Regions from separate parts of the Homo sapiens genome. Here region 1 is linked to region 2. A link is a loop called in an ENCODE intact Hi-C map of the cell type or tissue named here. Cell type or tissue: ascending aorta. All regions are shown on one strand. Links, peaks and the distances in the headings refer to the core of each region. The heading gives the core; the rest is flanking DNA. Region 1 overlaps TNRC6B (trinucleotide repeat containing adaptor 6B). Region 2 holds the start of LOC124905121 (a long non-coding RNA gene).

Region 1 (5,380 bases), core at 102-5,101, 80 kb after region 2:
CTCATAATTAGATTGAGGTCATGTGCCTTGGCAGGAACACTGCAGAGGGAATGGTGTGTTCTCTTTGCATCCTAGCAGGTGGCATGATTTCAATTTGTTCCACTGCTGGGATTACCTGGTTAAGGTGGCATCTGCCAGGCCTCTCCATTGGAAAGTTGCTCTTTTTCTCCTTTGTAATCATTAAGTATTTTTGAAGAAGTACTTTGAAATTTAGAGAACCCATTCTTCAAATGCTGAATTTACTGATAAGTCCGTACATAGGTTTTCTTACAAAGTAGGTGAAGCTGTGTGAGAACTCTTAGTTTTCTTTTTTACTCAGCAGGTTCTAATCCATGACTATCACTTCTTAAATTTTGAAATAAACTCAGATTTGGCCAGTGGGAACCGCTTCAAACTGACTCTGGGTCCTTTTGGCATGTTTTCATCACTCTTTGAAGACTTCTTTGCTTTCTAACCCAAGATGTTCCAGGCTCATGTTAAACATTCCTGCTCCAATCCTATAATCAGCCATTTCTCCAAGCAGCTGGGGTTCCTTTTAGTGGAAAATGGGATATAGAAGCCAAGATCTAGAAACCTGATACACTCACTGCTATTGGAATACTGCTGTTCCCAGGCACCCTCCCCCTCTACTACCAACAGAACTAGGAAACAGATGTGCGTATGTATGTGCACACACATATGCATATAAATACACATGCATGCATGCCTTTTGCAAAGATTTTATTGCTATTTTTATCGGTCCTTATTAAAATCCAGGCATTCACACCAATACTTCTGATTCCGATCTAGCATCACAGGGTTAATTCTAGCTGTCTCCTTTCCAATATCTGTAATGTTCTTCAACAGTGAGAGCTGCTGGGGGCCATTATCCTGAACATACTTATTTCATCAATCCTCCTATATTCAACCAATCAATACAGGAAGGGCATCCCAGAAGCAATGGATGCCCTTCTCACCTCTCCTGGGCTCTGACACAGCACACCAGACCCTCCCTCCTCATCCTACTCAGGCTCTGATACCCCTGGCCAGGCCAACACCTTGCTGAGCCCACTTAATAGCCTCTAGGACTGAACTGTTCAGGAAGGAAAAGAGAGAGAAAAGAAGAATGCTTTTAAAATTAAAAAGAATTAATGTAAAAATGTATTTTTTAAAGAATATCTGTTAAGTTAGAACTTGTAATAATTCAGACGGCCAAACTAAAATTCAACTTTGCATCATCTATGAAGAACAGGTTTGCTAAGTAAATTAATAGTGTAAACAAGCTTGTAACCCAGATATTTAACCTACTTAAGAAAACTAATTGTTTTCAAGCACTTTAAAATCACTGGGCATGTACTTGCCTTTAATTATTGTCTAATTACAAATGACTTCTATTTTCTTCGTTATAGCTTTGATAAGCCTTCTGATTATGCTTTAAGAATTACAACTTAAACTCAATACAGTTTAGATCCTTTAAAAATGTCTTTATTAATCAATTGGTTTTTCAATTAATCACCTGAAGTAAACTTTTTAACCATTCAGTGATTTTTCTTTTTTAGTTAATCTGTCATGTTGCTTAAAAAGAAAAAATGGGCCAGGCATGGTGGCTCATGTTTGTAATCCCAGCGCTTTGGGAGGCTGAGGTGGGAGAATCACTTGAGCCCAGGAGTTCAAGACCAGCCTGAGCAGCACAGGGAGACCCTGTCTCTGTTAAAAGAAGTTTTTTTTAATTAGCCAGGCACGGTGGCTCATGCCTGTAGTCCCAATTACTTGCGTGGCTGAGACAGGAGGATCTCAGCTTGAGCCCAGAAGGTCGAGGCTGCACTGAACTATGAATCGCACCACTGCACTCCAACCTGGGCAACAGAACAAGACTTGTCTCAAAAAAAAAAAAAAAGAAAAAGAAAAACGCCTTTCGGCTGGGTGCGGTGGCTCATGCTTGTAATCTCAGCACTTTGGGAGGCCGAGGGGGGTAGATCATGAGGTCAGGAGTTTGAGAACAGCCTGGCCAACATAGTGAAACCCCGTCTCTACTAAAAATACAAAAAATCAGCCTGGGTGTGGTAGCAGGCACCTGTAATCCCAGCTACTTGGGAGGCTGAAAAGCAGGAGAATCGCTTGAACCCGGGAGGTGGAGGTTGCAGTGAGCTGAGATCAAGCCATGTGCTGCGCTCCAGCGAGGGGCAACAGTGTGAGACTCTGTCTCAAAAAAAAACAAGAAAAACACCTTTCAGCAGCCAGCCAGGGATGCTCCCAAAGACCTCCTATTCTGCACACGATCAGCACAGTCTCATTCTCCTGTTGTTTATCATGAATGCAGTGCTGAGGACACCATAAAGCCAGCAAGCTGTTCCCGTCATCTGCATCCATATTTTAAGACACTCCACTTTATAATACAGGGATTCAACCAATCAATTAGCAAATCACTCTGCACTGTGTTTAAGGCAGCTTGGGAAGAGAAGAAAATTTTGGTGGAGTTACAGCACCCAGTTCCTCCACCTCCTCATGTGTACATGGCTGCAGCCTGGTCACTGAGCTGTCAGCACTCCTTTTTTCTTATGAAGATAAAACCATCCTCCACATCAGGTTGTTGGGAGGACTAAATGAGGTAATGGAAGTGTGTGCAGCATAATAGGCACTTAATGAATCAGTTCATGTCCCTTCCCCCCGACCAGAGCCTTATGGAAAAACTCAGCATGACTCAGAGCAATGTTTTAAAATTTGGTTACACAGAACCTCAGAGAGAAGCTACTGCAGAGTACAGGTCATAACTGCGAGCCTGAACCACATCTGCCCTATCACTGCCCCGACCCAAACAAAGGGAAACCAGAAAAAAACATCAGCAAGAGTTCCAGAAAAAAACATCAGCAAGAGTTCCATAATCTAAAAATGAGCAACCAACTCATCCCTGCCTCAGGAGAATAGAAATATTCTAGGAGAAAGAAATGAACAAATAAGCTGTTTTTTCTACCCTGACTTCCAAATAAAGGTGCCAACAAGTCCTAGAGACTCCAACGAGGCCCAGTTTTAGGGTCCTGGACCACTGAGGCACTCATTTATTCAGTGGTGGGTTATCTGGTTTTTACCTCTAGATCTATTAAGTACCAGTAACTATTAGGATTTAACATGTGATAGAAGAAGATCACATTATTAAAAATCCATTAGAAAGCCCCACCTCTACAAAAAAATTAGCCAGGCATGGTGGTGGAGCCTGTAGCCCCAGCTACTCTGGTAGCTGAGATGGAAGGACTGCTTGAGCCCGGTAGGTTGAGGCTGAGATTGTGACATTGCACTCCAACAGACTGAGACCCTGTCTCAAAAAAAGAAAAAAATCCATTAGAGGTAAGCAATTTTTAAAATCAAAGGTGTTAACAATATGATGCACTATGGGCCAACCTAGCAGTGTATTAAAAAGAAAAAAAAAAAAGGCTGGACGCGGTGGCTCACACCTGTAATCCCAGGACTTTGGGAGGCTGAGGCAGACGGATCACGAGGTCAGGAGATTGAGACCATACTGGCTAACACGGTGAAACCCCGTCTACTAAAAATACAAACAAACAAAAAAAATTAGCTGGGCGTGGTGGCGGGCGCCTGTAGTCCCAGCTGCTGGGGAGGCTGAGGCAGGAGAATGGTGTGAACCTGGGAGGTGGAGCTTGCAGTGAGCTGATATTGCGCCACTGCACTCCAGCCTGGGCGACAGAGCGAGACTCCGTCTCAAAAAACAAAACAAAACAAAACAAAACAAAATAAAGCTGAGGATGGTGGCTCATGCCTATAATCCCAGCACCTTGGGAGGCAAAGGCAGGAGGATTGCCTGAGGTCAGCAGTTTGAGACCAGCCTGGGCAACATATCAAGGCCCCGTCTCTACAGAAAAATTTAGCCAGGTGTGGTGGTGTGCACCTGTAGTCCTAACTACTTGGGAGGCTAACCCAGGAGTATTGTTTGGCTCCAGTTTGAGGCTGTAGTGAGCTAAGATCGTGCCATTGCACTCCAGCCTGGGTGACAGAGCAAAGCCCTGTCTCTAATAAATTAAAAAAAAGAGAAGACGACAAAGGCAAAAAAGCTAGTCCCTAATAGTGAATCAAGCAGAGCTGGAAAGGTCCCAGCAGGTTAGACATTTCAAACACGTGGCCTCAAAAGAAAACACTGGGATCAGGAATTAATCTAAGAATTATCAGTAAATAATGCCAGATGATCTATTTGCTCTATATTTTCAATATCTGAAATATCTAAACTTCCTTGGCATGTAAGATGATGTGGTTTTGGTGTGTTGTTTCTTTTAAAACCATTATAATTTGTTTACATCCAAGAAAATATAGTGGCAATCCTTCCAAATTGCCTCAAGAGCAAAGCCAGACATTTAAAAAATGCAAACAAAAAAGGTACCATGAACATACATTGTTGTCTCTGCAAATAATTCTTCTTCACACAGAAGGATAAAGCTGTCTGCATGTGTCATTTGCAAAGCCTCTGCGCTTCCAAAAGGCCTCCAAGCAAAATTTAAAGGAGGGCTCCCAGCAAAATTTAAAGCAGGTCTCCCCTGGGTTTACAAAGGGCCTAGACCCTGAGTGATACATCACAGGACTCAGACGTCCTCCCCAAACCACTGCAGATGCACCAGTGTTCTGTAGCAGGAAACACCAGTTCGCCTCCTTTTAGGGACCACAGTGCCTAAAAGTCTCCCCCTCCCCTTCCCCAAGCTGGTGGAGGGACCAGCCACTCTGGCTTTTCTTCTCTATTGGTGGGGGGAGGACAAGTAAACACAGAAGCTGCTACAGCTCAGAGAATTCACAGGCTGATTGCATTTAAAGCCTTTCCCAATTGTGAGATGTTAGGCATCTTTGTTTCCTATTAAAGGACATTCAAGCATGTGCAAAGCAGGTGGGGAAAACTAAGAGTTCTGTATCAAGGACACTGCTACCTGAAATACAGATATTTCTTCTAAAAGGGAGGAGACAGTTCACAGCCCCCTTCCACACCACGCCAAATATTTCTTCTGGAAGGAAAGCTGGCCCAGCAACTTCAGGAAGCTACTGCAATGCTACCTGGCCTGGGAGAAGTATTTTGTCTGGTTTCTTCCTAGGGCAGAATACCATAATGCCCAAGCACAGAAGCTCAGCAGCCGAGGCCATCGGGGTCACTTCCTACCTGTGTAGCCTCGGGCAACACAGTCTCTCCGCACCAGCTCACAGGGTCTTCATGAAGATGAAATGAGTTAGCACAGGTAAAGCACACAGGAATGCTCTGCCCGGGGTTTACCCCAGGAAGTGCTATCTTAAGCCCTTCCAAGATGTAAATTCCCACCTCCTCCAACCCAGACTCCTTCTTCTTTTCCTTTTCTTCAGACCATTTGCCTGCCCCTGGTTCTTTTATTCTCAACCTAACACGCACTGTCATGCA
Region 2 (5,380 bases), core at 189-5,188:
TTATTTATTTATTTTAAAAAACAAAACAAAACATGTATCTGTTGTAGTTTGTTTTCCATGGAAGACTGAAAGAGCCTTAGGGATAACCTGGCAAAAATCTCGCTAAGAAAACATTTAGACTGGATACTGATGTGTCTGATGAACACATCTTGCTCATAAATTCAAATGTCCTCAGGGAGAGAAGTTGTCTGTTTTTGCTATTTTAGCATCATCTAGATAAATGGTCTGGGTGAAACATAGTTACAAGGAATAAAAAGATCAAAGAGGCACAGTGGTTGCCCTAAAATTTAGAACTTAAGAGCTGAACACAGAAGATGTGTCCACATTACCTACACGGTGCAATTTCCCAGGTGCCATAACTATACCACTTTTCTTTCACAACTCTATAAATGTGCTGTCGTCTGCTGATATAACCAGTGCTGCCCCAGGAAACTTATGTTTTAATTATTCTCATATTTAGAAATATCATAGATCAAAGACTACCTACTTCCTTTACTACCCAGAATTATTTTCATTTCTTCTTAGTTTGATTCTTTTCAAGTTCCTCAGGGTGATCAAGAGCATTACTATGAAAACCCCACAGACTAGTGGCTAACACCGTTTCCACTCCAGTTGCAATGTGAGAGTTTGTCAATAACGAAGCATCCTGGTACAGACAGGACTGGCAACTTGAGGGCCACATCTGGCACACAATTTGTTTGGCCCCATAGAGCATTTTAAGAGACCCGAATTAGTTCTGACATATAAAAATCAGGGCTGGGCACAGTGGTTCACACCTGCAATCCCAGCACTTTGGGAAGGCGAGGAAGGTGGATCACTGGAGGTCAGGAGTTCGAGACCAGCCTGGCCAAAATGGCGAAATCCCGTCCCTACTAAAAATACAAAAATTAGCTGTGCGTGGCGGCACACGCCTGTGATCCCAGCTACTCAGGAGACTCAGGCGGGAAAAATCGCTTGAACCTGGGAGGCAGAGGTTGCAGTGAGCAGAGATCAAGCTGCTGCACTCCAGCCAGGGTGACAGAGCAAGACTCCGTCTCAAAAAATCAATAAATAAATACAAAAATCATAATGCCAGTATATATCTGAATTTCTGGCCTCTGCTGAAAGACTTGTCATAGCTCAGCCTGGATTCCTCCAGAGCAGCAACTGCTAGGAGCAATGCAAGGCTGATTCTTCTAGGTGGACGCTCCACAGTTAACCTGTGGCCACCTCGTCCCAGGTTTTTTTTTTTTTTTTTTGAGACTGAGTCTCGCTATGTTGCCAGGCTGGAGTGCAGTGGCACAATCTCGGCTCAGTGCAACCTCTGCCTCCTGGGTTCACGCCATTCTCCTGCCTCAGCCTCCAGAGTTGCTGGGACTACAGGTGCGCCACACCATGCCCAGCTAATTTTTGTATTTTTAGTAGAGATGGGGTTTCACCATGTAGGCCAGGATGGTCTCGATCTCTTGACCTCGTAATCCACCCACCTCGGTCTCCCAAAGTGCTGGGATTACAGGCATGAGCCACCATGCCCGGCCTCGTCCCAGGTTCTTATACCCGGCACACATCACTTATTTACATTCTTTGCTGACTCCTGTAGTCATGTGAGTTTTCTATCCCTGCCCAGTGTCTAGCACAGTACCTTACAAAGAGTAAGTGCTCAATCAATGTCTACTGAACTGCACCTATCCCTAATCAAATTGGGCAGGAGATGCCAAAAGGACACTGTAACACTGATATACTCCATTCTTTTCAGCGGAGTGATACACACCTACAGACAAATCCATTTTGCTGCTTGGATTATCTTCAGTCTGACTCTGGAAAATAAAGAACAGATGAGAGAGAATTAAGGATGCACATCTTTGAATCAAAGAAGTGGCATTATTCACCTGAGAGCCACGTCTTACTACTGGCACCATAGAAGGTTCTCTGAAATGAACTTGATGGTACTGAAGACATTAACATTTTTAATATGCTAGCTTGATTGCTGTTTGGGCCTATATTCCTACAATTCAGTTTTCACATACAATTAGTCTCAATAAGTCTACAAAGAGAGCAATAGATAAACAGCTGCCTGAAGAAATAAACCCCCGTCCTTAAGTTCTAGTCAGCCCAGGATCAAATTCCATGAGTGACCGCCAAATAATGACAACTTCTTCTCGTGACTTGTCAAGTCATCAAACCTTCAACTGTGCAGCCAAGTCAAGTCATTTGTCTTTTGGCAACCAGGGACAGGGTGTCCCCACAACGTTGCCGAGAGATAAAGAAATCAGAAATTCTACAAGAATTCCCTATGTAATTAGTCCCAGTATAGTTTTTCTAGTTTCGTTATCGTTGCCTTTTTAAAAAATCATAATATGAAAACTAGTACAGTAATGCGGTTGGAAACAATTGTATAAATTTTTAATGCCTCTTTCTTCTCTATCCTCCTAAGGAAAAGGACAAAATGACTACACATTTAAAAGCCATAACCTTTAAATGTTGGAGTATGTCATTAATAAGAATAGAAGAGAAATATTACTTAACTCAAAAGGTCAAGAACATTGCTTAACTAGTTTTTAAATCTTTAATTTTGTACTATATGTGGCAGTTGTCTTAAAATTGGTATTAATATTAAACCTAAAAGTTGGGATACGTTATACATTTGAAAAAAATAAAACTTACCAGCAATCCCATATTTGAAAACTGTTTGGCAAGAGGATTCATCCATGAATCATTGTTTCCTCCTTTGAGTGAGCACTACAGAAATGAAACACGGAACCTCAGAACCAAATAATTTATTTCAGCCTCCTGAGTTTTATTAATACAGACTGAAAATGTAGACTTGAGTTTACCTTTTTAAGTCCTATTTCTCTTTAACTAAAATTATGTTGATATTTTATGTTAGTTTAAATGATTAATAAGCCCTAGTTATATCTATGTTTTCATTTTTATAAAATTCACCACACTGAACCAGAAGTAACTGGAAAAATACATGCTCAGCTGGTACTTTTGCTTTTCAAATAGAAAGAAGTCTGATATGATTTTCTAAAATAGAAGTTTTGCACACGACTACTTTCACTTTCATTAGGCTGCTCTCCTCGTAACCCAAACTGGTTTATGTTAGGAGAAAACAGTTTGATGTCAGTGCGTGTCATTTGGAAAGGAGCCTATTTAAACTGGGCATTATAAGGAACTCATAGTGCTTCCTCTGTTTGTTTCACAGCATAAAAGACATTGGTCCTGGTGGTAAAGAGACCTAGTGGAAGACACCATTGCTGATCTCCTGGGCAAAGTAGGGCAGAGGTAGGTTTTAATTTTTTAATGGGACAAACTAGTTTCTCCCCTGAACAAGGCACTGACCATGAGCTCCACTTTCACTTCTGTGAGGGAAGCAGGGGGAACTATGAAGAGGACTGGGTGGGCTGGGGCTTTGTGCAGTTGTGTATTTCACAGGTGAAAATTCTCTATGTTGTGATGATAGCTATCTTTTTTTTTTTTTTTCTCTGTCACCCAGGCTAGAGTGCAGTGGTGCCATCCCAACTCACTGCAAGCTTTGCCTCCCGGGCTCACGCCATTCTCCTGCCTCAGCCTCCCGAGTAGCTGGGACTACAGGCACCCGCCACCATGCCCGGTTAATTTTTTGTATTTTTAGTAGAGATGGGGTTTAACCATGCTAGCCAGGATGGTCTCCATCTCCTCACCTCGTGATCCGCTTGCCTCGGTCTCCCAAAGTGCTGGGATTACAGGTGTGAGCCACCGTGCCCAGCCCGTGATGGTAGTCATCAAATCAATTTTATTATCCTTGAAAGTGACGAAGTACTTAAGTTTAGTACAGGTTTTTTTGGTGTGTGTGTGGGGGGCGGTTTTTTTTTTTGAGACTGAGTTTCGCTCTTGTCACCCAGGCTGGAGTGCAATGGCGCGATCTCGGCTCACTGCAACCTCTACCTCCTGGGTTCAAGCAATTCTCCTGCCTCATCCTCCCAAGTAGCTGGGATTGCAGCTGCCTGCCACCACACCCAGCTAATTTTTGTAGGTTTAGTAGAGACGGGGTTTTGCCATGTTGGCCAGGCTGGTCTTGAACTCTTGACCTCAGGTGATTCACCTGCCTCAGCCTCCCAAAGTGTTGGGATTACAGGCATGAGCCACCGCAGCCAGCTAGTACAGGTTTTAAGGTCAAAAAAGCCCTCACTAGAGGGAGGGGGGAATGGGGAGTTACTGTTTAATAGGTACAGAGTTCAGTTTTGTAAGATAGAAAGAGTTCTGCGGATAGATGGTGGTAAATGGCAACATAAGTATGTGAATATACTTATTGCCACTGAACTGTACACTTAAAAATGTACGCTATGGTAAATTATATGTTATATGTATTTTATCACAATTTTTAAAAAAAACGCCCTCGGTATATAAAGTCAGAATCACTGGTACTGGGGCTGAAAGAGTCAATTCCCAATTAACTTAATTAAATCTTGGTTGTCAACCTAGAGAGGTATTTATTAGTCCCTTTCAATCAGTTAATTTAGTCTCATTGTTAATTTGTAAATAACCAAAAGAAAGCCAAAATCACACTAGACAACCTAAGAGTGCAAGGAATGCTGAAAAGTTTGCTGAATAATTCCTTCTGTGACTGAAGAAATAAAAGCTCTTAATAGAAGAAAACCCGTAAGTGACTGCTTAAGCAAAACATCTCTAAACAGAAACAGACTGTATTCTTATGCTATAAAAGAAAGAGTCATCTACAAAATTAGTGTCCTATAGGCAAAGGGCAAAGGGGATGAAGGCCCAATCCTCAGACATGGGAAGGCCTCTAAGATGGCATCTGGTATTTGAAACGTGGGAGAATATTAGCTGTGAACCGTTTCATAGGGTGCCAAGACTCTCATGTTGAAGTTAAGTATTGGATGCCCATTTCGTATTTCCACTATTTTATTTGTCAAACGAAAATCTGGAATTGAAAAAAGAGAGGGTCTGCGAAGACACTGGTTCAGGCTCAAAGACTACTGTTCTAGATTGAAAACCAAAGTCCTCATCAAACTGTGATGAGGACTTTCACACAGAAGGTGAAAAGTTTAGTACACAACCTGGTACATGATGTAGAGAAATCATCTAGCTGCTAGGCTGGGCGCAGAGGCTCACGCCTGTAATCCCAGCACTTTGGGAGGCCGAGGTGGACGGGATCACGAGGTCAGGAGATCGAGACCATCCTGGCTAACATGGTGAAACCCCATCTCTACTAAAAATACAAAAAATTAGCCGGGCGTGGTGGCAGCTGCCTGTAGTCCCAGCTACTCGGGAGGCTGAGGCAGGAGAATGGTGTGAACCTGGGAGGCAGAGCTTGCAGTGAGCTGAGACTGCACCACTGCAGTCCAGCCTGGGCGACAGAGCAAGACTCCGTCTCAAAAAAAAAAAAAAAAGAGATATC

Evidence for each region. Hi-C counts contacts between places; a loop is a spot of excess contacts. Peaks named below come from ENCODE experiments on the same cell type or tissue, not always from the same donor. Only the 100,000 strongest peaks of a DNase experiment are listed, where the experiment ranks them.
Region 1: it touches region 2 in a loop (2.2-fold over the local background); 18 of 110 quality-filtered maps call a loop at or near these places.

The regions. Positions count from the first base shown.
Region 1 is chr22:40,194,103-40,199,482 of GRCh38, reverse strand. The region is part of intron 1 of TNRC6B (trinucleotide repeat containing adaptor 6B); the gene reads right to left. Among named protein-coding and RNA genes, the nearest start is that of TNRC6B, 19 kb to the right of the region's middle. RefSeq lists enhancers at 3,134-3,666, 3,667-4,201. In ascending aorta, for the core only: no CTCF peak of the experiment used is centred there; DNase peaks (open chromatin) are centred at 1,822 and 2,652; H3K4me3 peaks cover 581 bases; H3K27ac peaks cover 1,385 bases.
Region 2 is chr22:40,274,415-40,279,794 of GRCh38, reverse strand. TNRC6B (trinucleotide repeat containing adaptor 6B) reads right to left here. Exons shown (of 23, transcript NM_001162501.2): 8 at 2,644-2,718; 9 at 1,751-1,796. LOC124905121 (a long non-coding RNA gene) reads left to right here and starts at 2,962. Exons shown (of 2, transcript XR_007068107.1): 1 at 2,962-3,264. In ascending aorta, for the core only: no CTCF peak of the experiment used is centred there; a DNase peak (open chromatin) is centred at 2,154; H3K4me3 peaks cover 1,914 bases; H3K27ac peaks cover 5,000 bases.